2 separate regions of the Homo sapiens genome follow, and region 2 is linked to region 1. Evidence: read pairs that join two places in POLR2A ChIA-PET (ENCODE). Cell type or tissue: OCI-LY7. All regions are shown on one strand. Each heading gives the region's core, and the rest is flanking DNA. Links, peaks and the distances in the headings are about the cores only.

What was found. ChIA-PET counts read pairs that join two places held together with the same protein. Peaks named below come from ENCODE experiments on the same cell type or tissue, not always from the same donor. Only the 100,000 strongest peaks of a DNase experiment are listed, where the experiment ranks them.
Region 2: POLR2A ChIA-PET joins it to region 1 with 5 read pairs; 4 of 35 experiments call an interaction of 5 or more read pairs at or near these places.

Annotation. Positions count from the first base shown.
Region 1 is chr3:25,826,310-25,841,808 of GRCh38, reverse strand. It overlaps LOC105377000 (a long non-coding RNA gene), which reads right to left and starts at 10,507. Exons shown (of 6, transcript XR_940660.3): 1 at 10,352-10,507; 2 at 9,631-9,718; 3 at 7,215-7,371. RefSeq lists an enhancer at 7,263-7,472. In OCI-LY7, for the core only: no CTCF peak of the experiment used is centred there; a DNase peak (open chromatin) is centred at 7,298; H3K4me3 peaks cover 2,299 bases; H3K27ac peaks cover 3,610 bases.
Region 2 is chr3:25,761,987-25,777,485 of GRCh38, reverse strand. It overlaps NGLY1 (N-glycanase 1), which reads left to right. Exons shown (of 12, transcript NM_018297.4): 3 at 13,175-13,420. Among named protein-coding and RNA genes, the nearest start is that of NGLY1, 14 kb to the left of the region's middle. In OCI-LY7, for the core only: no CTCF peak of the experiment used is centred there; no DNase peak of the experiment used is centred there.

The sequences.
Region 1 (15,499 bases), core at 4,656-9,655:
ATTTTTCTGATCCATGAACATGGAATATCTTGTCATTTATTTGTGGCTTCTTCAATTATTTCCATCAATATTTTATAGATTTAGGATACAGATCTTTCGCTTCCTTGGTTAATTTTATTTCTAAGTATTTTTTATGCTATGATAAATGGAATTGTTTTCTAGATTACCTTTTTGGATAGTTTGTTATTTGTGTATAGAAACATAACTGATTTTCGTATGTCTGTTGTGCATCCTGCAACTTTACTAAATTTGTTTATCAGTTCTGACAGTTTTTTGGTGGAGTCTTTATGGTTTTCTATATGTCAGATCATGTCATCTTCAAACAGAGGCAATTTAACTACTTCCTTTAGAATTTGTATTACTTTTATTTTTTTTCCTTGTCAAATTACCCTAGCTAGAACTTCCAGTACTATGATAAATAGAAGTGGAGAGAATGGGCATCCTTGTCTTATTTCTGATCTTAGAGGAAAAGCTTTCAATTTTGAACATTGAGTATAATGTTAGCTGTGGTTTTCTTCATATTTGGTCTTTATTGTGGTGAAACAAGTCCCTTCTATATCTATTTTATTGAGAGATTTTTATAGTGAATGAATGTTAAATTTTGTCAAAAGTTTTTTCTACATAGACTGAGATGATCATAAGATTTTTGTCCTTTATTTTGTTAAAGTGGTATACCACATCAATTGGTTTGTGTATATTGAACTATCCTTTCATCTTAGGAATAAATCCCACCTGATCATGATGCATGATCCTTTTAATGTGCTGTTGTTTTCAGTTTGCTAGTATTTTATTGAAGATTTTGGTGTCTGTATTCATGAGGGATATTGACTTGTAGTTTTCTTGTGGTGTCTTTGTCTGGCTTTGGTATCAAGATAATGCTGACCTCATGAGTGAATTTAGAACCATTTCTCCTTTTTCTATTATTTGAAAGGGCTTAGAATGGATTAGCATTAATTCTTCTTTGAATGTTTGGTAGAATTCACTCATGAAGCCACCTGGTCCTGGGCTTTTATTTTATGGAGGGTTTTTGATTACTAATTCAATCTCTTTATTTGTTACTGGTCTGTTCAGACTTTCTATTCCTTCTTTATTCATTTGTTTATTTAAAATATTTCTTATAAACTTTTATGTTTATAAACTTCCCTCTTGGTACTGCCTTTACTACATCTCATAAGTTTTGGTATATTGTGTTTTCATTTTTCTTGAATTTTTAAAAAATTTATTTTTGTTTTCCTCTTTGACTCAATGTGTATTACTTAATTTCCATATATTTGTGAATTTTTCATTTTCTTACTGTTATTAATTTGTAGTTTCATTCCATTGTAGTCAGAAAAATACCTGGTATGATTTCAATCTTCTTAAATTTGTTAAGACTTACTTCGTAATCTAACATGCAATCTATCATGGAGAATGTTCCTTGTGTGCTTGAGAAGAATGTGTATATGTATGCTGTCGAGTAGAAAGTTCTGTATGTTTCTCGGGTCTATTTGGTCTATAGTATTACTCAAGTCAGCAATTTCTTTGTTAATTCTGTCTGGTGTTCTATCCATTTACTGAGAGAGGGATACTGAATTCTTCTACTATTATTGTATTGATGTCAATTTCTGCCTTCAGATCTGCCAATATTTGCTTTATGTATTTAGGTGCTCTAATATTAAGTGCATGTATATTTACAATATTTATGTTTTCCTGTTGAATTGCCTCTTTATCATTACATGATTACATTATTTGTGACAGTTTTTGAGTTAAAGTCTATTTTTTCTGATATAAGTGTAACCACTTCTGCTTTCTTTTGATTATCATTTGTATGGATTATCTTTTCTGTTCCCTAACTTTCAGCCTGTGTCTGTCCTTTAAGCTGAAGTGAGTCTCTTATGGAAAGCATATTACTAGCTCTTTTTTCTTTATCCACTTGGACACTTTATGTCTTTTGATTGGGGAATTTAATTCATTCACCTTTAAGATAATTATTGACAGATGAGGACTTACTATGGACATTTTGTTGTTTTCTGTCACCTTTGCTATTGTTTTGTTCCTGTCTTCCTCTCTCATTGTCTTTTGTTGTTAGTTGATGACTATCTGTAGTAATTTCTTTGATTCTTGTCTCTGTATTATATATATATCATATAGATATCTATATATATATCATATATATTTACATATATGTAAAGCCTTTGTATGCAATACAAGTTAAATTACCAACTTAAGATAAAAAGTAATAATTACAAGATACTTTATACAAGTCTCATGGTAGCCACAAAAACCCTGATATATATCTATATATAGATAGGTATATATCAGGTATATATATATATATCAGATATGGATAGATGGATAGATATCAGGTATATATATATCAGATATATATATAGATACATATCAGGGTTTTTGTGGCTACCTTGAGACTTGTATAAAGTATCTTGTAATTATGACTTTTTATCTTAAGTTGGTAATTTAACTTGAATTGCATACAAAGGCTTTACATTTTTGGCAGGGCGCAGTGGCTCACGCCTGTAATTCCAGCACTTTTGGGAGGCCGAGGCGGGTGGATCACGAGGTCAGGAGATCAAGACCATCCTGGCTAACACAGTGAAATCCCGTCTCTACTAAAAAATATAAAAAATTAGCCGGGCATGGTGGCAGGCGCCTGTAGTCCCAGCTAGGGAGGCTGAGGCAGGAGAATGGCGTGAACCCGGAAGGCGGAGCTTGCAGTGAGCCAAGTTCGTGCCACTGCACTCCAGCCTGGGCGACAGAGCGAGACTCGGTCTCAAAAAAAAAAAAAAAAGGCTTTACATTTTTACTCCACACTTTTGGTGTTCTTAAAGTCAGTTTGACTCTTTATATAGCGTGTATCCATTAACAAATTTTTGTGGCCACAGTTATTCCTAGTATTTTTGTCTTGTAACTTTTATGTTTATGTTAAAAGTAATTTATGTTCCACCATTACATTGTTGCATTGTTCTGTATTTGTATATATATTAACCTTTACTAGTCACATTTATGCTTTCACATTGCTCTTTAGTATGTTTTTATTTCAATTTGAAGAACCCCCTGAGCATTTCTTGTAAGGCAGTTCTGATGGTGATGAACTCCCTCAGTTTTTCTTTGTCTGTAAACGACTTTCTCCTTCATTTTGAAAGGATAGTTTTGCTGAGTATAGTATTCTTGATTAGCAGGGTTTGTTTTTTTTTTCAGTATTTTCAATATGTTATCTATCCCACTTTCTCCTGGCCTGCGAGGTTTTTGCTGAGAGATCTGCTGATAGTCCTATAGAAGTTTCTATTTATGTGTATAAAACCTCTTCTTATTTTTATGGACTGCTTTCAGCAGGTAAAGACCTTCTCTTGCCTCATTCTCAGACTAATGGGACTGCCTCTTGGATCATAGTCAAGTGGGGCTAGAAGTGGGTCACATGGCTATGGCCTGGTCTGCAGTTGGTTCCACAGTCTGCAGTCCTGTTACCAGGAGTATGGGCAAGCATGGTTTCTGCCATGTCATTTTGTTCTTGCTGCTCTCAAAATTCTCTATTTTTGACTTATGACAATTTAATTATAATGTGATGTGTTTCAGCATAGGCCTTTTTATTTTCAACCTATATGAAGTTCATAATTTCTTAAATGGGGATGTTTATTTTCTTCCCCAAATTTGGGGAGTTTTCAGTCATTTCTTCTTTAGATAAGCTTTTTGCTCCTTTCTCTTTCACTTTTCCTTTGGAGACTTACATAATGTACATGCAGACTAGCTTGAAGGTGCCTCATCAATTCTGTAGCCTTTCTCATTCTTTTTTATTTATTTATTTATTTATTTTTTGTCTTTTTTCTCCTGTGGCTGGATAATTTCAAATGGCCTGCCTCTGGGCCCTGTACATGAACAAAATGAGAGGTATGATTTCTAAACCTTTGTTAAACCTCTCATTTTGTTCATGTACTGTTTTCCTGAGATATTGATTTAGCTGTCTATTGAGCTTGTAGCTCACTGTGCTTCCGTAAGACAATTATTTTCAATTTGTTGTCAAGAAATTCATAGATCTATACTTTTTGGTACTTGGTTACTAGAGCTTTATTAATTTCCTTCAGTAGTGTCATGTTTGCCTGGTTCTTCATGATTCATATAGCTTCATATTGGTATCTGCTCACTTGAGGAGCAAACACCTCTTCCTGTTTTTATAGACTGCTTTCAGCAGGTAAAGACCTTCTCCTGCCTCATTCTCAGACTGACAGAACTGCTTCTTGGGTCAGAGTCAAGTGGGGCTAGAGCTAGGTCACATGGCTGTGGCCTGGTCTGTAGTTGGTTCCACAGTTGACAGTCCTGTTACCAGGGGTGTGGGCAAGCATGATTCCTGCCAGATCCCCAGATTGATGGAACCACCTCCAGAACCACAGTTGAACAAGGCTAGAGCCTGGTCATGGGGCTGCTTCTGTTTGTGCAATTGAGTCTGCAGACAGTGGGTCTGCAGCCAGAGAATACCTGCTAAGCGTGTGGCTCCACCAGGTCCCTAACAGAACAGACTCCTGTCAGGGCCCTGTTTAGGTCTCTAAGCAGGAAGGACTTCCCCCAATACTGTGGTAGAGCAGTGCTGGAGCCAGCTCACAGGACTGCAGCAAGGTTTACAGTCAGGCTCAAGGTCAGTGGGCCTACCATGAGGGGCATGTATGCCACCAATTCTTCAAGCAGGCAAGATTACTCTGAAACCATGACAGAAGGAGGCTGGAACTGAGTCTCAGGGCTGCTTCAGGGTCTATAGCCAGGACTGACTTAGGGTCCACAGCAGGGACTGAGGGCAGCAGGCCTGCTACCAGGGGCATGGACAGACATTACTTGGTCTTTGGGTGGGCAGGACTGAGAGCAGGACAGGAGCTGGGTCACAGGGACTCTTCAAGAGCCACAGTAGGGACCAAGGTTGGTGGATCTATAACCTGGGGCATGACAATGTGTGTTTCACAAGATCCCTTTGAATGCAGCACTGACTCCAGACTGGTGGTAGAGCAGGGTTGAAGCCAAGTCACAGGGCCATTTCAGGGTCCACAGTCCGGTCTGTGGCCAGTAGGCCTGTTACCAGAGGCATAGATTGGTATGGCTCCTCCCAGGTCTTTTGCTGGATAGGGCTAGTTACAGCACTGCAGCCAAGCAGGGCTAGAGCCACATCCATGGGGGGACGGGGCTGCTTTGGGTCTATAGCTGGAATCATGCTCAGTGAGCCTGCCACTGGGGCATGTACCTGCCTTCTCAGAGCACCTCTCCTCAGTCTTGAGCTTTGCCAGGGTTTTGTGACCTCTTATCTGGATCCCAAAGCTCCCACAAAGGCAGTTTTGTTCATGAACAGCTGCCAAACCATTGTTTGTGTTGGGGAACATGAGCTGGGGTCTTCTTATTCTGCATGTGCTGGCAACTGCGGCCATTTACATTTGGCCGTTAGAAACTAAAGTTCTCCATAGCCAACATGTTCCCAAAACTCCACAATTTCCACATATCTGGAAATAAAGGTGACATTCTTCAAAATAATATTTCAATAAAACCTGTTCTCTGACTTTTCAGGGACAAATGATTATTACGATCAAATTATTAGCTGACTTATAAAGTTGATTTGCCTATTTTGAATCCAATTATTGTCAAGCCTCCTGGAATTTACTGGCTAAATGTCTGATACTTCTCTTTTCTATCTTTCCCTACTGCCAGCACCCTAGTTCAAGTGCCTATGGTTGTCTTTCAGCAAATCTGTCTCTTAACCTCCTAATTTCTCTAAATAAAATAAACTCTTCATTCCCTCCAATTCGTTCTCCACTCCACTGCCACAGTGATTTGTGTTTGTGCAAAAGTAATCATGTCACTCCTAAACTCCAATTAAAATCCTTCAGTAATATCCCACTTCTCCTAAGAAGTTTCCCAATCCTAACATGGTACATAGCCCTGTCTAATACAGTAGCCTCTACTATACAAGCCACTTGTGTTATTGAGCACTTGAAATGTGCCTTATCCAAATGAAGATGTGCTGGTAATGTAAGTGCACCACAGACTTTGAAGACTTAAGACACAAAAATTAATGTAAATTATCTCATTAATAATTTTGTAGTGATTACATGTTGAAATAATGACATTATAATTGGTTAAATACAGTATATTATTAAAATTACTTTTGCTTATTTCTTTTTACCTTTATAATATAGACCTAAAACTGAGTATATGGTGAAGCAAACAGGAAAAGTTTCCTTCCCTATGGAGCTTACAATCTCATGGAAGAAATAGGAGATAAGCAACATATTTCAGATAGAGAATGCAACATAGTGATACATGCTAAGGAGAAGAGGAATATGAGGTGTCAAGACAGGTGGTTGCATTTTAGGATCGATTTTCGGTAAGGTATTATTGAGTAGATGATTTTTGAGTCCTAAAGAAAGTAAAGGAAGATTGTTATGGGAAAATTGTTATAGGCAGAGGGAAACTGTTACAGGCAGAGGAAAAAGTAAGGGCAAAAGCTATAAGGGCAGGAGCAAACCTTGTTTACTGATGAAAGTGCAAAGAGGTCAGTGTGACTTAAACTCAGTGAACAAGGGGATAAGGGTAGAAGTGGAGGTCAGGGTAATAGTATCTACCAAATCATTTAGACTCTTACAGGCTGTGCTAAGGACTTTAGCTGAGTATGTTAGGAAACTGCCAGAGATAATAAATACCATACTTATGTGAACTCAGAAATTTTTTCAAATTCTCATTCTTGCCAGGTTAAAAAAAAAATACATCAAAAACAAGAAAAGAAAATTTTATCTCCAGCCCAAACCCCTTCCCTGACTCTTTGTCACACACACATGCACCCACGTGTAGATATATACACACAGACACACACACACACACACATATGTATATTAAATCACTTTAATCACTTACTTGATATCTTTCCTTAGTGTATCCAAAAGCTTTTTCAAACTTTACATATCCAAAGTTAATTACTGATATGCCACCCCTCATGACCTGTTTGCATTTATATAAAACCATTCAGCACCTAAATAGAAATAATTTACAGTAAAAATCTTCTAGTTTCACCTCTGCTATATAGAAAGATTGGAAGTCCTATCTCCCATCTTACAATAAGAAAAGCTGAACAAACTGAAAATCCATGACTTTAATTGGACCCTTCAGAGGCTGAGGTAGCAGGGCAAATAACTGCCCTGAAATCTAGAGAGACAAGTACATCCAGAGACTCATAGCCAAGATCTGCTTACCTGGAGCAGAAGCTGCTGGGGTCATAAACATAGCCACAGGTTCCACATGGTGGCTATAGTTAGATGGAGGATTTGATTTGTCAGCACCTAGCAGATGTGGAAGGCTTTTTTAAGAAATGAAACCCAGAAGTAAAACATTTTACACAAGCCATGAAACCTAAAGAAGAAGAAAAAAAAAAAACTGTGACTACATAAAAATGAAGAACATCTGTGTAACAAAAGAAAAGAAAATGTTCAAAGATAACAAGAGGCCAGGTGTGGTGGCTCATGCCTGTAATCCCAGCACTTTGGGAGGCTGAGGCGGGTGGATCACAAGGTCAGGAGATTGAGACCATCCTGACTAACACAGTGAAACTCTGTCTCTACTAAAAATATAAAAAATTAGCTGGGCGTGGTGGCACGCGCCTGTAGTCCCAGCCACCCAGGAGGCTGAGGCAGGAGAATCATTTGAACCCAGGAGACGGGGGTTGCAGTGAGCCAAGATCACGCCACTGCACTCCAGCCTGGGCCCCAGAGTGAGACTCCGTCTCAAACAGGCAACCTACAGAATGGGAGAAAATGTTTGCAATCTACTCATCTGACAAAGGGCTAATATCCAGAAACTACAAAGAACTCAAACAAATTTGCAAGAAAAAAACAAACAACCCCATCAAAAAGTGGGCAAAGGATATGAATAGACACATCTCAAAAGAAGACATTTATGCAGCCAAAAGACACATGAAAAAGTGCTCATCATCACTGGCCATCAGAGAAATGCAAATCAAAACCACAATGAGATACCATTTCACACCAGTTAGAATGGCGATCATTAAAAAGTCAGGAAACAACAGGCGCTGGAGAGGATGTGGAGAAATAGGAACACTTTTACACTGTTGGTGGGACTGTAAACCAGTTCAACCATTGTGGAAGACAGTGTGGCGATTCCTCAAGGATCTAGAACTAGAAATACCATTTGACCCAGCCGTCCCATTACTGGGTATATACCCAAAGGATTATAAATTATGCTGCTATAAAGACACATGCACACATATGTTTATTGCGGCACTAGTCACAATAGCAAAGACTTGGAACCGACCCAAATGTCCAACAATGATAGACTGGATTAAGCAAATGTGGCGCATATACACCATGGAATACTATGCAGTCATAAAAGAGGATGAGTTCATGTCCTTTGTAGGGACATGGATGAAGCTGGAAACCATCATTCTCAGCAAACTATCACAAGGACAAGAAACCAAACACCGCATGTTCTCACTCATAGGTGGGAATTGAACAATGAGAACACTTGGACACAGGGTGGGGAACATCACACACCAGGGCCTGTTGTGGGGTGGGGGAAGTGGGGAAGGATAGCATTAGGAGATATACCTAAGGTAAACAACAAGCTAATGGGTGCAGCACAGCAACATGGCACATGTATACATATGTAACAAACCTGCACACTGTGCACATGTACCCTAAAACTTAAAGTGTAATAAAAAAAAAGATAACAAGAAAACTCGAAGGAAATATCTGCAATATGGGTAACACAAGGTCTACATGTATAATATTAGGTTGGTGCAAAAGTAATTGCAGTTTTTGCAAAATCACAATTAATTTTCCACCAACCTAACACATAAACAGTACCTACAAATAATCTTTTAAAAGACAATATATTGAAGGGTAAGCAGGCGTTTTGAAAAGTATATATTTTAGAAGGAGTCTAGTAGATTGAGGAAAAAAAGTGTTAAAAAGAGAACACTCAGTGTTCATAGGAATATGGAGAAAAAGGCATTCTAAAACAGCATTAGTAGGAATGTATATTAGTAAATCTTCTTGGAAGGCAGTTTGTTTGAGCCAGGAATTTCCACTCCTAGAAAGGTATTGAATACTAGTGTAGACATAAGAAACACAAATAAGAGCAAGTTCTTTTAACATTGTTTCTAATATGGAAAAATTAGAAACAACCTAATATTCACTACTAAGAACTGACATAAGTAGGATATACCCATTCAATAAGATTCTGTGCAACTGATAAAAGGATGGTTGTAACTCATCTGTTGCCCTGGTAAAAATGTCCACAATTTGTATTTAAATGACAAAAGCATGGTAAATATTGAGAGTTTTATTATCTCAAACCAAGGGATTTAATCTATGTATTCAAGACTTCTTTAATGGCCCCACAGTGGAGTTTACAGTTTTCTTCCAAAAGGCCCTTTACATTTTTGGTCAAGTTTGTTTCTGGATATTTTATTTTGTGATGCCAATATGAATGGAAGATTTTCTTCCATTAAATTCCCTACATAAATTTCTGTATAGCTTATATAAAACCTCTTACTCTTCATGTAAGAAATCTTCTGATTTTGTATATTAACTTATAATTGGGCACCTTAATAAATTATGTTATTGTTTCTAGTAGTTTGATAGCTGTACCTACCCATTCTATTTTTTATGTTTCCTTTGGTATTCCTGGAGAAGAGCAGTTAAATACAACTGTAGTTCAGTGGAATTTTATTGCTAAACACCTGGGAAAAGAGAAAAGGGAATCATAAAATTACACATATTTGGAAACAAATGTTTTTTACAAAATCGAGCAACCATGTGGCCCCCGAACTAAGGTTCCTAAAGTCGTTCTCAGTCTAGGCAGTGATGCTCCCTCATTTTTTTTAGGCAAGCAGCTCTTTCTCCAAATGAAACTTTGGACAGGAGCTACAGCTGAGCTGATTTGATTGACACTGTGGTAAGGGCAGCTGCCTGGGCAAACGGGAAGCCTCCTCTGAACCGTTGAGAGACTTGAGAAGAACAATGCACCAAGCACAGTCTGAAAATTTGTACAGCTTTCTGCTCGCCTTCCCCTTTCATTCCTGAAGATGGAGCTCCTGAAGTTAAGCACACATTTTTTTTTCTTCTTTAGTCCCAACTCTTCTCTAGAATTTGTATTTCTCTTCTATCATAAAGATCAGTCTATTTCAATGACTGGGGTGCCAAGATAACTTCTAGACACAAAAACAGGGAATTTGTTTACAGTCTCAATGGAATGTTTCATGATCATCGTATCCTGGGATTTGTTTTGGCTTCAAGTAAACCAGAAAACAAAACACTGTTCATGATGATTCTTTGCTTTAAAATTTATTTAATCAATTCTTGAGAATTCTTACCTTTTTAACCTTAAAAATATGCCACAGTAATGAAAATTCCATTGTTTCTGCTGATTCTGTGTCCTCCTGAAAGTTATCCATTTAACAAAGGTCTTACTCTGCATGCCCACAGTTGCTTGATGAGGGAAAGCTTCTCCACAAGTCAGGAAAATCAAATCAAATCAAAACTGGAGAGAAAGCAAAAATATTAAAACAGTCTAGACCCAGGATAAGGCTTTACAAGAGCAGGGCTTTCATCTGAAACTGTTCCTGGTACAAATCATTCTTCAAGGCCCATTTACATAATTGGCTTAACTGAGAGGTCTGCTGTCTGGCAAGCACCCGCTTATAAATTTGGTTCTTCCAGTCCTATGTTAGGCAGAGCTGGCAGCTGTGCTTTGAAATTTCTCCTTTTACTATCCTGGCACACTTCTACATGTGCTTGCATAAAATTCCATCTGGTAGTATATGGGGTGATTTTCACTGGAAGACTGCATTTGGCGAGTAGATGAGATAATGCATCAAAAGTTTTCCACATGATGAAATTGCCTCTCCTAGCATTATGCTTTTTGATTAACTGACTAGGCTAAACTACATTGTTTCTGAGCAAAAGCTTTCTATTCAAATCATGTCTTACGGCAGAAGGAGCTGTCATGCTCTGAACTATCACACTGACCGGGGGGCTTTCTGTAAAGTAAACTCTGACAGCTGCCAGAGGCTCTATAGAAAGTAAAGTATGTCACAGAGATTCAATGAGTATGTTTGATAACTGCTCTGCCACAATTGGTGTAAAGAGAATAAATATGCAGCTGAGAAAATTATAGGTATCCAAACTCACATTACTTAATTAAGCTTAGCCAGGACTGAATGCACTAGTCATTTTGCCCAGAGCATGCCCTGGTTTCATTTCTCTTTCTTAAAATGTTACTGTATACCCATCCCCAGACTTAGGTTAAATTCTAGTTTTCTCTCTGGGTTCAAGTATAGACTTCAAAGCTAAACAATGCAATACTTCTCATAGCTCGATGCCATATATACAAGTTCTATTGGTATCATTTTCTTTCTGTCCAGAGAACTTTCCCATTGATTCTGACTGTATTCCGTATTTGTTTTATGCATCAAGTGTTGCTGATGAGAAGTCTGATATCATTCTGTTTTTCTTTCTTTTGTAGATAGTCTATGATTTATCACTGTTAGGTTTTTGGATTTTTTTTTTATCCCTAGTGTTTTCAGGACTTTTCCCCCCTAGTGTTAACACTACAATTGGTTAATATGTGTCAAAGGTGTAAGGTCTGTGTTTAGGTTCATTTTTTTGCATATAAATTTTACAATGGTTCCAGTACCATTTGTTGAAAAGGTTAATCTTCCCCTATTGAATTGCCTTTGCTCCTTTGTCAAAGATCTATGTGGGTCTATTTCTGGGTTCCTTAGTCTATTCCATTGATCTATGCCAATCTTATATGTCTATTCTTCCACTAATACCATGCTATCAGTTTCCCTATGTCTTCATCCATTTTCTGTCACTATAATATACTACCTAAGGCTAGGTAACTTATAAAGAAAAGAGTTTTATTTCTTACAATTCTGGAGGCTGGGAAGTCTACGATCAGGAGCCACATCTTATCAGCGTCTGGTGAGGGCCTCATGCTGTGTTATAACATGGCAGAAGGCATCACAGGGCATGACGGGTACACTGAGAGCCAAACTAACTTTTATAACAGGCTCATTCTTATAACTAACCCATTCCTGTGATAACCTGTTAATCCATTAATCCATGAATGTATTAATTCATTCATTAGAACAGAGACCTCAGACCCAGTCACCTCTTACAGGCCCCGCTTCCTAATACTGTTACACTGGGGGTTCAGTTTTGACATGAACTTTGGAGGAGCCAAACATTCAAACCATAGCAATCCCAAGAAAGGTTTACCAATATACGCTCTTTTAAAAAAATTTTTATTTTAGATTTGGGAGTATGAGTTATATAGATAAATTCATGTCATAAGGGTTTGTTGTACAGATTATTTCATCACCCAGATATTAAGCCCAGTACCCAATATTTATATTTTCTGCTCCTCTTCCTCCTCCCACCCTCCACCCTCAAGTAGACCCCAGTATCTTTTGTTTCTTTCTTTGTGTTCATGAATTCTCATTATTTAGCTCCCACTTATAAGTGAGAACATGTGGTATTTGGTTTTCTGTTCCTGTGTTAGTTTGCTAAGGATAATAGCTCCCAGCTCCCTCCATGTTCCCGCAGAAGACATGATCTCGTTCTTTTTTATGGCTGCATAGTATTTCATGGTGTCTACGTACCACATTTTCTTTTAATGACATTGATTTACATTGACCTGTTCCCTACACCCCTAGCAAGACTAAATGTTATCTATCCTTTTACATTTTTTCCAATCTATTAGATTCCTCCCCCCAAAAAAGCCTTTTTTTATTAAAAAAAAAATCTACTTGCACTTTGATGTAATATATTCCATTGTATTTTTAAGCGATTTATCAGTACCATTTACATATTGTGTTGACCTTTTGTTACCAATATTGCAACTAGTTCCTTCCAGTTTCTTAGTTATCTTCTGGCTTTTTTTCCTTTTAGTGTACAGAAACTCTTCATTTTTATGCAGTCAAACCTGTCTTTTAGGTTTCATGTCTGGCAGAAGCATTTTACTTCTGGGTTTTGTTTCTTACTTAGAAAAGCCTTCAGCATCTACCAGATGCCTACAAATCAAATTCTTAATCTAATTGCAGCAAGCATGTGGAATGTGTGGCTTACATATTTTCATTTGAAATTTTCACTTTTTCATCTCAATATTCTTTTCTTATCCATATTTTTACTTTTCTTAATGTTATTTAATATCCAATTTACCTAATATATGTAATACCACCTCAATAAATATTTGTATCTTACAGGAAATATGCTTCCAGAATAAAGTGAGTAAACATAAATATACATTCCACTCCTAGATATATACTCAAAAGAATTGAAAGAGGCGTTCAAACAAAAACCTGTATGCAAATGGTCATAGTAGCACTACTCATAATAGCCAAAAAGTAGAAACAATCCAAATGTCTATCAAATGATGAATGGATAAAGAAAATGTGGTAGATCACACAATAGAAAATTATTCGATCATAAGTAGGAATGAAATACTGATACATGCTACAACCTGGATGAACCTTGGAAACAGTATGCTGAATGAGAGACCACACACAAAAATTTGCCTATCATATGATTTCATGTATATGACATCAGGAATAGGTAAATCCATAAAGACATAGAGCAGATTAGTGGTTTCCAGGGGCTTTGGGACAAGCGTAATGGAGAGTGACTGCTTAATGAGTATAGGGTTTCCCTTTGAAGTGGTAAAAATCTTTGGGAACTAGACAAAAGCTATAGTTGTAAATGTTTATGCGTATACTACATGCCACTGAATTGTAAGCTTTAAATGTTTTTTTTTATGTTACCTGAATTTAGCTCAGTTTGTTTTTCAAAACTGCAAATATATCAATAAACATTTCTTTCTAAAGTGGAAATCTTAATCTCTACCTACCACAAGTAATTGTTCTACTGCTTAGATGATATACAGTAAGTTAAAATATTATATAAATATAAGATATCATAATATATTTATATATTAAATAAATATATACTAATCATATCATGGTTAGTTTCCTTTCTGGAACAAATTTTGCCTTCATTTCAAAGTCTCTCAGCTGTGGTTCATCATATGTAAATATGTTGGGATGACAAACCACTTGGTCTTCACCACTGCTCAGTCTTGAATTTCAATATAAAAAATGTCATGGTTATAATGCTACCCCATCTCCGAACCTGCTCCAATTAGAAGCAGGCAGCTGGTATTCCTACTAACTGGATTGCAGACAGTATGGGCCCTAAAAAGCACAAAAGGGAATAACTGTGAGCCCTTCCCTAAAAGCAGAGTTCACTTCAGTGCTTCCATAATAGCATTGCTGTTGCATTTTCTTGTTGAAAAATCAAACAATTTTTAGCACCCACTATAAGCCAGTCACTGTTGCAGGTACTTGGGATACATTCACCACAAACTAGTCAAAAATGCCAGCTCTTCTGGATCTTGCCTTCTGCAAAGGGTGAGAGAAAAATAAATAATAAACTTAATAAGGAAATAGATTTTATAGTCCGTTGGAAGGTGGTGGAGTGCTGTGGGAGAAAGAAAAGCTGAGGAGCATTAGGAGTCTAACAGGGTGGCATTTTTAATGAAGTCATCAGGTAAGCCTCTGAGAGAATGGCATGGAACAAAGACACTAAAGAAAGAAGAGTTAGACCTCTAGGGCTGTAACACTCATCATTAAATAAGGTTGCTCCAGGCCAGGCACAGTGGTTCACACCTGTAATCCCAACACTTTAGGAGGCAAGGTGGGCAGATCACCTGAGACCAGGAGTTCAAGACCAGCCTGGCCAACATGGTGAAACCCCCTCTCTACTAAAAATACAAAATTAGCCAGGTGTGGTGGTGCATGCCTGTAATCTCAGCTACTCAGGGGGCTAAGGCAGGAGAATCTCTTGAACCCAGGAGGCGGAGGTTGCAGTGAGCCAAGACTGCACCATTGCACTCCAGCCTGGGTGACAGAGCAAGTCTCCTTCCCAAAAAAAAAAAAAAAAAAGATAAGGATTGCTCCAGGCAGAGCCTGCCTGCTCCAGGAAGAGCCTGTGCAAATTTCCTAAGGCAGAAGCCACAGTGTGGTGGCAATGTGTGTGTTGGTACAGAGCAGGAAATGAGATAAGGTCAGGGAAGGAAACACTTTGGTTATTAAGATGAGAGAAACAGGGAGCCATAGCAAGGTTTCGAGAAGAGGCCTTAGCTGTGTCCTGCTTGACTTCTCATTGTCTCAGGTGTATTTTCCTCAATGACTCTGGCTTAGTATGTCGCCTCCTGAATCAGATCCATCTTGTACACATTTCAAAATGTTCTTGGCTCCATCTCTTACTCTAGCCATTGCTTCAGTTTTATGCAGTCTTTGATCTTTCTTGTGCCAGAGCAAATGGATTATATCTTGCCTTAAGCCAGACTGCATACCTCTTGCTTTCTGCCAAGAGATTCCTTTGAAGCTAGCCCAAGATGTCTTCCAAATCACCTGGAATTCACACATTCTTTTTTTTTTAATTTAGACTTTTCTTTTAGA
Region 2 (15,499 bases), core at 304-5,303, 60 kb after region 1:
TGGGGTCTTGAGGAATGTGGCAAAAGACTTAGACTTTATTTTAAGTGAGATGAGAAGCCACTGGGAATTTTTTTTTTTTTTTTTTTTTTTGAGATGGAGTTTCGCTCTTGTTGCCCAGGCTGGAGTGCGGTGATGCAATCTCAGCTTACCACAACCTTCGCCTCCTGGATTCAAGCGATTCTCCTGCCTCAGCCTCCTGAGTAGCTGGGATTAAAGGCATACGACAGCACGCCTGGCTAATTTTGTATTTTTAGTAGAGATGGGATTTCTCCATGTTGGTCAGGTTGGTCTCGAACTCTTGACCTCAGGCGATCCGCCCGCCTTGGCCTCCCAAAGTATTGGGATTACAGGCGTGAGCCGCCGTGCCCAGCCTGGAAAGTTTTAAGTAGGGAAAAATATTTTTGAAGATTATTCTAGCTTGCTGTAAAGAGAATTCCTGGAGGTGGTGGGATGGGGACAAGGGATGAAGCAGGGAGACCGGTTAGAAAGCTTATTACATTAGTCTAAATAAGAAATGGTAGTGGTTTGTATAAAGTCCATGAAGGCAGGGTTTTTTGTCATTTCTGTTCCCTGTGTTGCTAGCTCCTGGAATAATGCTGGTGCATTACAGATGTTAGGTACTCAATAAAGATTTGTTGAATTAAGTACTGATGGTGGAGATGGAGAGAAGTAGATGGATCCAGGATTTCTTTTTGTGACAGAATCAACAGGACTTACTGGTGATTTAGATGTAAGATATAAGGGAAAGGAAGGAATCGGGGACTTACCTATGTTTTGGTTTAAGCAACTAATTGGATGGGAGTATCATTAATTGAGATAGAGAAGCCTTGGAGAGTAGCAGGTTTTAGGGGAGAAACTAACACCTGTCTTTGGACAATTGTGACCAATTTGCTGTTAAATATTCAAGTAGAGAAGCCAAGTAAGCAGTTGGCTATATGAGTTTACAACCCCAAAGGAGAGATTAGGCAGGGGATATAAATTATGGTGTCATCTGATTATAGATGATACAAAGGTATCCGAACATAAAGAATTTAAAATTCCTTGTTCAAGGAAATGCCAATTTTCAAGATTCAAATTGGTTGGGAAAATTGAGTAAATGACAACGGAAGACTCTACCCATTTCTCATGTCGAAGTGTCACATATTCGATAGAATTAGATTTGTCTTTCATTCAGCAAATATTTGAGTGCCAAGTAGGGTAGCCAGCCATTCCAGTTTGCTCAGTACTGTCCTGGTTTTAGCAATGAAAGTCCCACATCCCAGAAAACCCCTCGGTCTCAGGCAAACCAGTGTTGGTCACTGCAGTGCCAAATAACAGGCCACACTGAGACTTGCAGAAGTATTTGATGCAAATGGAGTCACAGTCTCAGAAAAGATTAACAGGTTTTGATATGACTAATTTATACTTAAAGTTTCTGTTCGGCTTTAGACATCACACCTCAGGACTTGAACTCTACCACCAAAAAGAAAGTTGGTGGACTTTTTAAAGAATAATTATATGAATACATAATAGTTGTACATTATGGGGTACAGGTGATATTTTGATGCTAGCATACAAATGTGTAATGAACATATCTGAGTAATTGGAACATCCATGATCTCAAACATTTATCATCTCTTTGTGTTAGAAACATTCAAAATTCTGTCTTCTAGCTATTTTGAAATATACAATGAATTGTTTTTAACCGTAGTCACCGTATTGTGCTATAGAACATGAGAAATTATTCCTCCTATTTAACTGTAATTTTGTGCCCATTAACCAATCTCTTTCTATTGCCCAGTCCCTTCTATCCCTCCAAGCCTTTGGTAACTGCCATTCCACTCTTCTTTATTTTTTTAAATTTTTATTTAATTTTGTAATATCTTTTTACAATCACTCTTTTCTTCTATGGGATCAATTGTTTTAGCTCCCACATATGAGTGAGAACATGTGTTATTTGTCTTTCTGAATTCTGGCTTATTTTACTTAACATAATGTCCCTCCATTTCCATCCATGATGATGCAAATGACAGGATTTTGTTCTTTTTTATGGTGGAATAATATTCCGTTGTGTATAGATACCACATATTCTTTATCCATTCATCTATTGATGGACAATTAGGTTAATTCCATATCTTGGCCATTGTGAATAGTGCTGCAGTAAACATAGGAATGCAGATACCTCTTCAATATGCTGATTTTGGAAAATGGTGGATAGGAGACAGGACTAACTTGCAGCTCCCAATTGGACTGACAGAACAGTGCCTGGAAACTCACATCGTGAACTTTTGCTCTGAGAAATACTAGAGGAACATACCAGGAAAACCAAAAGAATTCACAGACCCTTTGAAAAAAGCAGCTTGCTGCTGCAAATTCCATGAGACAGAGGAAAACCTGTGAGTGCCCGAAGTGTGACGGGGAAAGTCCACTGGGGAACCTGAAAATCCAGATCACGGGAGAAGGGTTTAACCTTACCTAGAGCTGAAATTAATTTAGAGAGCTGAGTGAAATATAAAAGTAGAACAAGCAGCGAGAAGAGCCTGCAGGCACTCCTGGCCACCAAGGAAGCCATTTCTGACTTTATCTCACAGGGGTCCTTGGGGAGGGCTGCCAGTGGAATTGGGGAAAGACCACAGGGAGAATGAAACTTGCAGCTGAACACGAATTTTCCTGGACTGGGGTGTGTAGGGGAGGTGGCAAATGGGAAATGCAGATACTGCAGATACAAGCACAGAAGCCAAGGCAGACGGAGAGGGGTGAAGCCTGAAAACCCTGATTGCTTTCTCAGTGGGGAGACTTGTAGCCTGGGGCAAAATCTCAACCCTGCGTACACTGCCTGGATATAAACATGGTGCTATTGGTGGAGCATGGTGGGAGTGAGACTGGCCCTTCTGGCTGTGTGGGAGCTGGGTATGGCCTGTTATTGCTGGCTTTCCCCCACTTCCCTGGTGACCTGTATGATGCAGCAGAGATAGCTGTAATCCCCCTGGAAACATAACTCCATTGGCCTGAGAACCACACCCCCATCCGCCACAGTGGCCACAACAAGCCCAACCCAAAGAGAGTCTGCTCTCAGACATGCCTAACCCTGCCTTCACCTGATGGTCTTTCTGAGAGAAAAGACATAATCTCTTGGGAACTCTATGGCCCTGCCCACTGCCTGAGAAACCCAAATACTTATGCAGGCAACCCTAGGGCAAGCTTACATCTTCTTGATACTACTGCAGCTGATGCTGTCTTGAAAGCATCACCTTCTGGCTGGGGGCCAACCAACTGAAACCATTACAGCAACTCATTAAAGAACAACTCTGCCCCAAGAAAAGAGAATACAACAGCTAATTCCACCACCTGTAACATCCTGGCTAACCAGAGGTCTTGAGTCCAATCGCATGACAGCTTTACTACCAGCACACCTGGAATTCGAGAAAACCAACACACTAAACAAAACTGCAACCAAGGTCCCACACAGAGTCCACTTCACTCCCCTGCCACCTCCATCAGAGTAGGTACTGGTATCTATGGCTGAGACTTGAAGACAGATCACATCACAGGACTCTTTGCAGACACTCTCTAATACCAGTTCAGAGCCCAGTAGCTCTACTGGTTTGCTAGACCCAGAAGAGCAATAACAATCACTGCAGTCCAGCTCTCAGGAAGCCCCATTCCTAGAGGAAGGGAAGAGCACCACATCAAGGGAGCACCCCATGGGGCCAAAGAATCTGAACAGCAGCCCTTGAGCCCCTGATCCTTCCTCTGACATAGTCTATACCTAAATGAGGAGGAACCAGAAAAACAATTCTGGTAATATGACAAAACAGGGTTCTTTAACATCCCCAAAAGATCACACTAGCATAGTAGCAATGGATCCAAACCAAGAAGAAATCTCTGAATTGCCAGAAAAAGAATTCAGAAGGTCAATTATTAGGTTACTTAAGGAGACACCAGAGAACTTAAAGAAATTTAAAGAGTGATACAGGATATGGATGAAAAAAAATCTCCAGAGAAATAAATAGTATAAATAAAAAACAATTACAACTTCTGGAAGTGAAGAACACACCTAGGGAAATGCAGAATGCATCGGAAAGTTTCAACAATGGAATTGAACAAGTAGAAGAGAACTTCAGAGCTCAAAGATGAGGCTTTCGTATTAACCCAATCCAACAAAGACAAAAAAGAATTTTAAAAATGATCAAAGCCCCAAGGAAGTTTGGGATTATGTTAAATGACCAAACCCAAGAATAATTAGTGTTCCAGAGGAAGAAAATACATCTAAAAGTTTGGAAGACATATTTGAGGGAATAATTGAGGAAAACTTCTCTGGCCTTCCTAGAGATCTACATATCCAAATATAAGAAGCTCAAAGAACACCTGGGAAATTCATCTCAAAAAGATCATCACCTAGGCACATAGTCCTCAGGTTATCTAAAGTCAAGACAAAGGAAATAATCTTACAAGCTCTTAGGCAAAAGCATCAGATAACCTAAAAAGGAACACCTATCAGATTAACAGCAGATTTCTCAGTAGAAGCCCTACAAGCTAGAAGGGATTGGGGTCCTATCTTTAGCCTCTTTAAACAAAATAATTATCAGCTAAGAATTTTGCATCCAGCAAAACTAAGCTTCATAAATGAAGGAAAGATAGTCTTTCAGACAAACAAATGCCAAGAGAATTTGCCACTACCAAGCTAGCACTACAAGAACTGCTAAAAAGGAGCTCTAAATATTGAAATAAAACCTCGAAATACACCAAATTATAACCTCCTTAAAGCATAAATCTCACAGAACCTATAAAACAATAAATAATGAAAAAAAAACAAAGTATTCACACAACAACTAGCATGATCACTAGAATAGTACCTCACATCTCAGTACTAACATTGAATGTCAGTGGCCTAAATGCTGCACAGAATGTCAGAATGAGTAAGAATTTACCAACCATGTATTCTCTGTCTCTAAGAGACTCACTTAATACATAAAGACTAACATAAACTTAAGGTAAAGGGGTGAAAAAAGATATTCCATGCAAATGAAAACCAAAAGCCAGCAGGAGTAACTATTCTTAGACAAAACAGACTTCAAAGCAACAGTTAAAAAAAGACAAAGGGGGGCATTATTTAATGATAAAAGGGCTAGTCCAACAGGAAAACATTACAGTCCTAAATATGTATGCACCTAACACTGGAGCTCCCAAATTTATAAAACAATTGCTACTAGACCTAAGAAATGAGATAGACAACAACACAATAATAGTGGAGACTTCAATACTCACTGACAGCACTAGACAGGTCTGCAGAATTGGCATAGAAGGGACATACCTTAAGGTAATCAAAACTTTGTATGACAAACTCACAGCCAACAGTACACTGAACAGGGAAAAGTAGAAAGCATTCCCCCAAGAACCAGAACAAGACAAGGATGCCCACTTTCACCACTTCTATTCAACATAGTACTGGAAGTCCTAGCCAGAGCAGTCAGACAAGAGAAAGAAATCAAGAACATCAAAATTGGTAAAGAGGAATAGACTGTTGCTGTTTGCTGATGATATGATCATATACCTGGAAAACCCTAAAGACTCATCCAAAAAGCTCCTACAGCTGATAAATGAATTCATTAAAGTTTCAGGATACAAAATTAATGTACCCAAATCAGTAGCACTATTTCTACACCAACAGCGACCAAGCTGAGAATCAAGAACTCAACTCCTTTTACAATTGCTGCAATAAAATAAAATAAAATACTTAGGAATATACCTAACCAACCACATGAAAGACCTCTATAAGGAAAACTACAAAACATTGCTGAAGGAAATCATAGACAACACAAACAAATGGAAACACATCCCATACTCATGGAAGGGTAGAATCAATATTGTGAAAATGACCATACTACCAAAAGCAATCTCCAAATTCAATGCAATTCCCATCAAAATACCATCATCATTCTCCATAAAACTAGAAAAAAACAGTCCTAAAATTTTTAAAAGCAGCCTACGTAGCCAAAACAAGACTAACCAAAAAACAAATCTGGAGAAATCACATTACTTGACCTCAAACTATACTACAAGACTATAGTCAACAAAACAGCATGGTACCGGCATAAAAATAGGCACATAAACCAATAGAATAGAATAAATAACTCAGAAATTAAAGCCAAATACTTACAGCCAACTGATCTACAGCAAAGCAAACAAAACATAAAGTGGGAAAAGGACACCTATTCAGTGGTGCTAGGATAATTGGTAAGCCACATGTAGAAGATTGAAACTGGATCCTCATCTCTTACCTTATACAAAAATCAACTGGAGCTGTATGAAAGACTTAAATCTAAGACCTGGAACCATAAAAAATTCTAGAAGATAACATCAGAAAAACTAGTCTAGACATTGGCTTAGACGAAGACTTCATGACCAAGAACCCAAAAACAAATGCAATAAAAACAAAGATAAATAGATGGAGCTTATACTGAAAAGCTTCTGCACAGCAAAAGAAATAATCAGCAGAGTTAACAGACAACCCACAGAATGGGAGAAAATCTTCACAAACTAAGTATCCGACAAAGGACTGATATCTAGAATCTAGAAGGAACTCAAACAAATCAGCAAGAAAAAAAATCCCATCAAAAAGTTGGCTAAGGACATGAATAGGCAGTTCTGAAAAGAAGATATACAAATGGCCAATAAACATGAAAAAATGTTCAACATCTTTATCAGGGAAATGCAAATCAAAACCACAGTGTGACAACACCTTACTGCTGCAAGAATGGCCATAATTAAAGAATCAAAAAATAATAGATGTTGGTGAAAAGGGAACCCTTTTACACTGTTGGTGGGAATGTAAACTAGTATGACCCCTATGGAAAACAGCATGGAGAGTCCTTAAAGAACTAAAAGTAGATCTACCATTTGATCTAGCAATTCCTGTACTGGATATCTACCCAGAGGAAAAGAAGTCATTATATGAAGAAGATACTTGCACACGCATGTTTTTAGTAGCACAGTTTGCAATTGCAAAAATATGGAATCAATCCATCAGTCAACAAGTGGATGAAGAAAATGTGGAGGCCAGGCAGTAGTGGCTCATGGCTGTAATCCTAGTTCTTTGGGAGGCTGATGTGGGTGGATCACCCGAGGTCAGGAGTTCAAGACCTCCCTGGACAACATGGTGAAACCCCATCTCTACTAAAAATACAAAAATTTGCTGGGCATGGTGGCGGGCACTTGTAGTCCCAGCTACTCGGGAGGCTGAGGGGAGAATCACTAGAACCCGGGAGGCGGAGGTTGCAGTGAGCTGAGATCATGCCATTGCACTCCAGCTTGTGTGACAAGAGCAAAACTCTGTCTCAAACAAAAAAGTGGAATACTATGAATACTACTCAGCTATAAAAAAAGAATGAAATAATGGCATTTGCAGCAACCTGGATGGAATTGGAGACCATTATTCTAAGTGAGGTAACTCAGGAATGGAAAACCAAACATTATATGTTCTCACTTATAAGTGGGAGCTAAGCTATGTGGATGCAAAGGCCTAAGAATCATACAGTGGACTCTGGGGACTTGGAGAGGGGAAAAGTGGGAAGGGTGCGAGGGATAAAAGACTATACTTTTAGTTGAGTGATAAGTGCTTCAAAACCTCAGAAATTACCACTAAAGAACTTATCCATGTAACCAGACATCAACCCCTTCCCCAAAAACCTATTGAAATAAAAAAAAGAATTAAATAAAAGAAATTTAAAAATGCTTAAAAATTAAGCATAAGAATTTTTTTTAAAAAATTAAAGATCATTAAAAAATGATTACTTTTTTTGGATGTGTGCCTAGCAGTAGGATTACTGGATCATATGGTAGTTCTATTTTTAGTTTTTTTGAGGAAACTTCATACTCTTTTTCTTAGTTTACATACTAATTTGTATACCCACTAGGAATGTATAAAGATTCTTTGCATCCTTGCCAGCATTTATTTTCTGTCTTTTTGATAATAGCTATTTTAACTGGAGTAAGATAATATCTCATTGTGGTTTTGATTTTCCTTTCTCTGATAATTAGTGATGTTGAGCATTTTTTCATATACCTGTTAGCCAATTGTATGTCTTCCTTTGAGAAATGTCTATTCAGATCTTTTGCTCATTTTTATTTTTATTTATTATTTTTTGAAATGGAGTCCCACTTCGTTGCCCAGGCTGGAGTCTAGTGGCACAATCTCGGCTTACTGCAGCCTTCACCTCTCAAGTTCAAGTGATTCTCCTGCCTCAACCTCCTGAATAGTTGGGACTGCAGGTGCACGCCATCATGCCCGGCTAATTCTTTTGTATTTTTAGTAGAGATGGGGTTTCACCATGTTGGCCAGACTGGTCTCGAACTCCTGACCTCAAGTGATACACCTACCTTGGTCTCCCAAAGTGCTGGGATTACAGGCGTGAGCCAATGCGCCGGCCTCTTTTGCTCATTTTTAAATGAGATTTGTTTTTTGCTATTAAGTTGTTTCAGTTCCTTTTATAGTCTGGTTCTTAATCCCTTGTCATTTGAATAGTTTGCACATATTTTCTTTCACTTTCTAGTGTGTCTCTTCACATTGTTCTTTCCTTTGCTGTGCATAAGCTTTTTAATTTGATGTGATACCTTTTGTCAATTTTTGCTTTAGTTGCCTGTGTTCTTAAAGTCTTACTCATGAGGCCAGGCGCCGTGGCTCACGCCTGTAATCCCAGCACTTTGGGAGGCCAAGGTGGGCGGATCATGAGGTCAGGAGTTTGAGACCATGTCTAACACGGTGAAACCCCATCTCTACTAAAAATACAAAAAATTAGCCGGGCGTGGTGGCGGGCGCCTGTAGTCCCAGCTACTTGGGAGGCTGAGGCAGGAGAATGGAGGTTGCAGTGAGCCAAGATCGCACCACTGTGCTCCAGCCTCGGCGACACAGTGAGACTCCGCTAAAAAAAAAAAAAAAAAAAAAAGTCTTACTTATGAAATCTTTGCCCAGACCAATTTCCTGAAGTGTTTTCCCAATATTTTCTTCTAGTAGTCTTACAGTTTAAGGTTATACTTTAAGGTCTTACACTTAAGTCTCTAATCCATCTTTTTTTTTTTTTTTTTAGATGGAGTTTCACCTCTTGTTGCCCAGGCTAGAGTGCAGTGGCACAGTCACTACTCACCGCAGCCTCTGCCGGGTTCAAGTGATTCTCCTGCCTCAGTCTTCCGAGTAACTGGGATTACAGGTGTCCGCCACCATGCCCAGCTAATTTTTTTTGTATTTTTAGTAGAGACAGGGTTTCACCATGTTGGCCAGGCTGGTATTGAACTCCTGACCTCAGGTGATTCACCTACCTCGGCCTCCCAAAGTTCTGGGATTACAGGCGTGAGCCACCACACCTGGCCAATCTTTTTTTTTTTTTTTTTTTTTTTTGAGATGGAGTCTTGCTCTGTCGCCCAGCCTGGAGTGTAGTGGTGCGATCCTGGCTCACTGCAACCACCGCCTCTGGGGTTCAAGTGATTCTCTTGCCTCAGCCTCCCGAGTAGCTGGGATTACAGGTGCCTGCCACCACGCCCAGCTAATTTTTGTGTTTTTAGTAGAGACGGGGTTTCGCCATGTTGGCCAGCAGGCTGGTCAGCTCCCTACCTCAAGTGATCCACCTGCTTCAGCCCCCCAAAGTGCTGGGATTACAGGCGTGAGCCACCCCGCCCAGCCTCTAATCCATCTTGATTTGATTTTTGTATATGGTAAGATACAGATGGGATCTGGTTTCATTCCTCTGCATATGGATATCTAACTTTCCCAGCATGGTGGGCTTTTGTAAATGGAGTATGAACCTAAGACCTATCCCAAAATTTTCAACTGTATATTAAAATTCTGGATACTTTTAGGCCCACTTGTCTCTGAGGCTGCATTCTTTTTTATGACAGTTTCTGAGAGTGATGTTGAAATGAAAAAGATTAGGATCCAAATGGATCTGTGACCCTACAGTTTATCTCAGTGGAGTAGTTTTCCACCAGGAGCCATACCTGCCCCCTCCACCTGCACCTCTTTCTTCAACCTGTTGAAGATGAGTACGGGAAATTTGCTAGGGCAGTTTGGTTGTTTTATTGACTGGACGATATTTTCAGCATTTAGTGGTCAGGGTCAGGTTTGCTAAATATCCTGTAATAAGAATTGTCTCAACAAAAATGCCTTGAGAAACAAATTTGTTAAATACTAGAATTCTTTTTGATTTCTTTTTTTTTTTTTTTGAGACGGAGTCTAGTTCTATCGCCCAGGCTGGAGTGCAGTAGCATGATCTCGGCTCACTGCAACCTCTGCCTCCTGGGTTCAAGCGATTCTCCTGCCTCAGCCTCCCGAGTAGTTGGGATTATAGTTGCCTGCCACTGCGCCCAGCCAATTTTTGTATTTTTAGTAGAGACAGGGTTTCACCATGTTGGTCAGGCTGATCTCAAACTCGTGACCTTGTGATTTGCCCGCCTCGGTCTCCCAAAGTGCTGGGATTACAGGCGTGAGCCACTGCGCCTGGCCTCTTTTTGATTTCTTAAAATATTATTAAATCTAGTGCATTAAGCTTATAATTTTGTCCATTTATGAAAATAACAGTGCTGTTGGTTAAATTTTTTGATATAGACACTTTGGCCATAATTATATCTTCTTTTAGGACTGGTTGTAAAGGGACTGAAGGGAAGGGAGCATGGCATGAGCAGCGTATCTGTCTTACTGGGGCCCTGTCTGAGTTGTGGACTGAGACCTACATCTAAATAACCTGTCATGCTCTTTTTCCTTCTCTGTCCATGGAGTTGTTTGCCTTTCTCAGTGCTGTTCCAGTAACATTATGAGATCAGATGCCTTCATATTTGGTTTTAAACCAGATGTCTGGTTTCTCTTCCTAGGCCTCCTCCTAGATATAAGAAGATTCTTTCTAAGGTTGAAAAAGTCGTTGTGTTACAATTTGTGCCAGTCGTCTAATCATTACAGTTGTACAAATGTTCTCCGCTCATTCCCTTCAACTATTTGTGCAAGCTCATGGGTTTCAGTCTCTGTTCAGTCAAAGATGGAGTCATTTATAGCATAACGATTAAGGTCATGGAGTCTGAATCCCTGCTCTGCCAGTTGTTCTGTGGCTTCAAGCAGGTTAACTTCCCTGAGCCTTTGTATTTTCATGTGAGTATTGGCCGGGAATGGTGGCTCACGCCTATAATCCCAGCTTTTTGGGAGGCTGTGGTGGGCGGATCACCTGAAGTCAGGAGTTTGAGACCAGCCTGACCAACGTGGTGAAATCCTGTCTCTACTAAAAAATACAAAAATTACCCAGGTGTGGTGGCGCATGCCTGTAATCCCAGCTACTTGGGAGACTGAGGCAGGAGAATTGCTTGAACCTGGGAGGTGGAGGTTGCAGTGAGCCGAGATCACACCACTGCACTCCAGACTGGGCAACAAGAGCAAAACTCTGTCTCCAAAAAAAAAAAAAGTATTAATCTAATACCTACTTTTCAGGGTAGTTGTATTACTTGAGATGATGTATTTAAAACGCCCAGCATTTTGCTTTGGGAGGCTGAGGTGGGAGGATCATTTGAGGTTAGGAGTTTGAGACCAGCCTGGGCAAAAGAGTGAGACCCCTGTCTCTCCAAAAAATAAAAATCATCCAGGTGTGGTGGCATGCACCTGTAGTCCTAGCTGCTGGGAGGCTGAGGATGGAAGATCGCTTGAGCCCAAGAGTTTGAGGTTATAGCTTTGATCACTCCACTGCACTCCAGCCTGGGTGACAGAGGGAGACCCTGCCTCAGAGAAAAAAATGCCTAGCACAGTACTTAGAACACACAAAGACAATACATTGTAGTTGTCTTTTTTATAGCAATTATGAATCATACGTGGAGCTTGCTGGTCTAATCCAGCTTTTTAAAAAGGATTCAGATGGAATTGACTTTCATGTCATTGAGTAATGTCTTGTTCAGTTGATTCCTGTAGGTCTGCCATCACCAGGGAAATACAGTAATATTGTCGATTTTGGAGTTTAATTTAAATGCTCATGATCTGCAGGTCTGTGTACTACAGACTGTTGCAACTTTTTTTTTTTTTTTTTTTTGAGACTGAGTCCTGCTCTGTCACCTAGGCTGGAGTGCAGTGGCACGATCTCAGCTCACCTCTGCCTCCCAGGTTCAAGCAATTCTCCTGCCTCAGCCTCCCAAGTAGCTGGGATTACAGGCACCCGCCACCATGCCCAGCTTATTTTTGTATTTTTGGTAGAGACAGGGTTTTGCCATGTTGACCAGGCTGGTCTCGAACCCCTGACCTCAGGTAATCTGCCCATGTGAGCCTCCCAAAGTGCTGGGATTACAGGCGTGAGCCACCATGCCCAGCTGCAACTTTTTATCTTGTTTGCAGTTGGAGAAATTACTGTTTTTAACATTGTTTCTTTTCAATACCTGGAAATTTGATCAAATACATTGTCATTTCATTTCACCTTTTTTCTTGTTTTGAGTAATTTACTGTTTTACATTATAGAATTTGTTGTAGCATTTTATTTTAAAGCATTCTTAGCATATTTATAGGTATTCTTTAAATGAGTCACTACTGAAATACATGATTTTTATTTCTTTTGTTTTGTTCGGATTACCTTCCTATTACTGTTAACCATCCATAGTTTTGGATTGACTATCAGGGTGTACTTTTCGTTATCGTGGAAAAATTAGTTGACCCCATACACAGGCTTCTAATCATGTAGCTATTCTTTAAAGACTCAGATTAACAAGATTCAAAGGTTGTTAGATAACTTCTTGTTGGTTTTATGTGACCCTGGATTCTTTTGTGTGGCTGTATCTCTACTGTCATTATTATTTCATAGGGAATTTCATAGAGAATAGTAGTATCATATACTATTGCAGAGAGGATAGGAATATGCATTTTTGCAACCCTTATGAGGCCTTCTGACTTATTGTTTCTAGAAGATCAAATATTTTTTCCTGAAAGTCCTTTGAACCACATTAAATAGGCTAAGGATTAAATGCCAAAAAGGAGATAATTTTTTTTTTAATTTTCTGGTTTATGTTTAGGCATTATTTACCTTAGGCTGTATTTAAAAAGAACCATAATGGTAAGAAAACAGTATGATTTTAGAAACATGCATTCTATATTATTGGTTTCATTATACATTTCTGTGTGTGTGTGCACAAAAGAATGACTGCATAAAGCAAAGGTTCACATTTTTTTTAATTTTATAAATTCCAGGGAGAAACACATCTCATCTTTCCTAAAAAAGCTTCAGTGGAGCAGCTGCAAAAAATTCGTGACCTGATTGCCATAGAGAGAAGTAGCAGACTGGATGGCTCAAATAAGAGCCACAAAGTAAAGTCATCTCAGCAACCTGCAGCCAGTACCCAGCTTCCTACAACACCATCTTCAAATCCCAGTGGGTTAAACCAGCACACAAGGAACCGTCAAGGGCAGTCATCAGATCCACCATCTGCTTCAACGGTAATGTTAGAATTAAACCTTCTTTAACTGTTTCTTTCAAAGTGTTGAAACAGCAAAAGCTTTGGAATGTGTTATGATTTATTCCTGAATTTATGCCCCATATTTTGTTCTTAGTTCTTATAACTCTAAAACATCCAAATTTCTTCAGCTCTTTAAAAAATTGTCAGATTTCCTCTACTGCATTAATACTTCTGATCTAAATTGTACCTGCTGCCTTTCACTGTGGGGGTTATTTCCAACAGCACAACCATTATCAATACCTTAATTCAATAAAAAAGCTTCTTTAGGTTTAAGGTAATTAAGAATGCATTAATTTAATGATAGTGGATGCTAGCAAATTAGTGAAATTTTATTATTAATATACACCATATATACTTGTGAAGAACTAAAGTCAAACTTACAGGCATTCTTGATAAACTGAAATGATTCCATTTGATAGGAAATTATCCTGTTTACAAAAATCTCTTTTGACCAAGGTCCTTACATATTCTTCTCCTAAGTTTTTACTGTCAGAAAAATTCTTGTGATATTTCTGTAAGTCTAACAAGCACCTCAATGGATTTTTATGCCCCTCCCTGAGATCATGTGCATTCCATTTTGAATACCTTAGGTCTTCATCAGTTTTGCAGTTAAGGTTGGTACAGTTACAGAAGCTCACTTAACATCTTTCTTGGTTTTTAACACCTTTTCTTAGGAGTTTTCCAATTACAGTGTTAGAATATATCTTTTAAGATTTCCTACTTTATCTTTTTAATTGCAGTATTATAGTTTAAAATGCACATAGTTAACCAATCTGCAAAAAAGCTTGCAAACATTTTATTTTACAAAATATCTCTTTCCTGGGCTAAGTAGTATTTTGTTAGTGTCCTGGCTCAGGAAAGCCATTCACATTTTCTTAATCTTGTTTAAACTTCTTTTCTTTTGTTTTGTTTTTTTCTTTTTTTGAGACAGAGTCTCATTCTGTCCAGGCTGTAGTACAGTGGCAAAATCTTGGCTCACTGCAACCTCTGCCTCCCAGGTTGAAGTGATTCTCGTGCCTCAGCCTCCTGAGTTTCTGGAAATAAAGGCATGCACCATCTCTCCTGGCTAATTTTTGTTTTTTCTTCTTTTTGAGACGGAGTTTCACTCTTGTTGCCCAGGCTAGAATGCAATGGCACGATCTTGGCTCACTGCAACCCCCACCTCCTGGGTTCAAGAGATTCTATAGCCTGCGCCTCCCGAGTAGCTGGGATTATAGGCACCTGCCACCACACTTGGCTAATTTTTTGTGTTTTTAGTAGAGACGGGGTTTCTCCATGTGTGCCAGGCTGGTCTCAAAACTCCTGACCTCAAGTGATCCACCTGCCTTGGCCTCCCAAAGTGCTGGATTACAGATGTGCACCACCACACCCAGCCCTTTTTTTAAGTTCTTAATCTTACAATTCAGATATAGTTCCAGGTCTTTAAAATCCTGTCCGTCACCAGAAAGCCTCTAAACACTACACTAAAAACAGAATGTCATTCTGTTGGCAAAACACATTCTAGTGTAGAAGAAAATAAATTTTCTCAAAGGTGTATGCTATTAGTAGGCTAGTGTATATCAATTCTTACTACTCTAGTCCTTCACACAAAATATCTTCTGTGTTGAAGTTGAGAGAAATTAGAATGAATCTTGTTTTTCATAGACAACTCTTGGTTATTCGTGGATCACTGGAATATATGTATTTCTTTAAAGTATTTTGTTAATTATGCTTTCATCATTAGTTGCTATACTACAGAATTTGACAGTTTTCTTCTACCTTGCCCATTTTGAGTGGAGATACTGAGAATTAAAATGTACCAAAGTCAGGGAGCCAGAGAGATATTTTTTAAAGCATTTAACCTGTGTATAAACTAGATAAGTCCTAGTGAACTTATAACTTTTTTTTTTTTGGTTAAAACTATATCAAGTAAAATGTCGATGTATAAGTTAAGATGATAGTCACTGATGTTGACGTTTGCCAGTAAGCTTTTAAGATACAAAATACTGGAATATATTGATACTCAATAAATGATGATAGTGGTGGTGATTGTTAGAAAGTTAATCTTGCTACTTTTTCT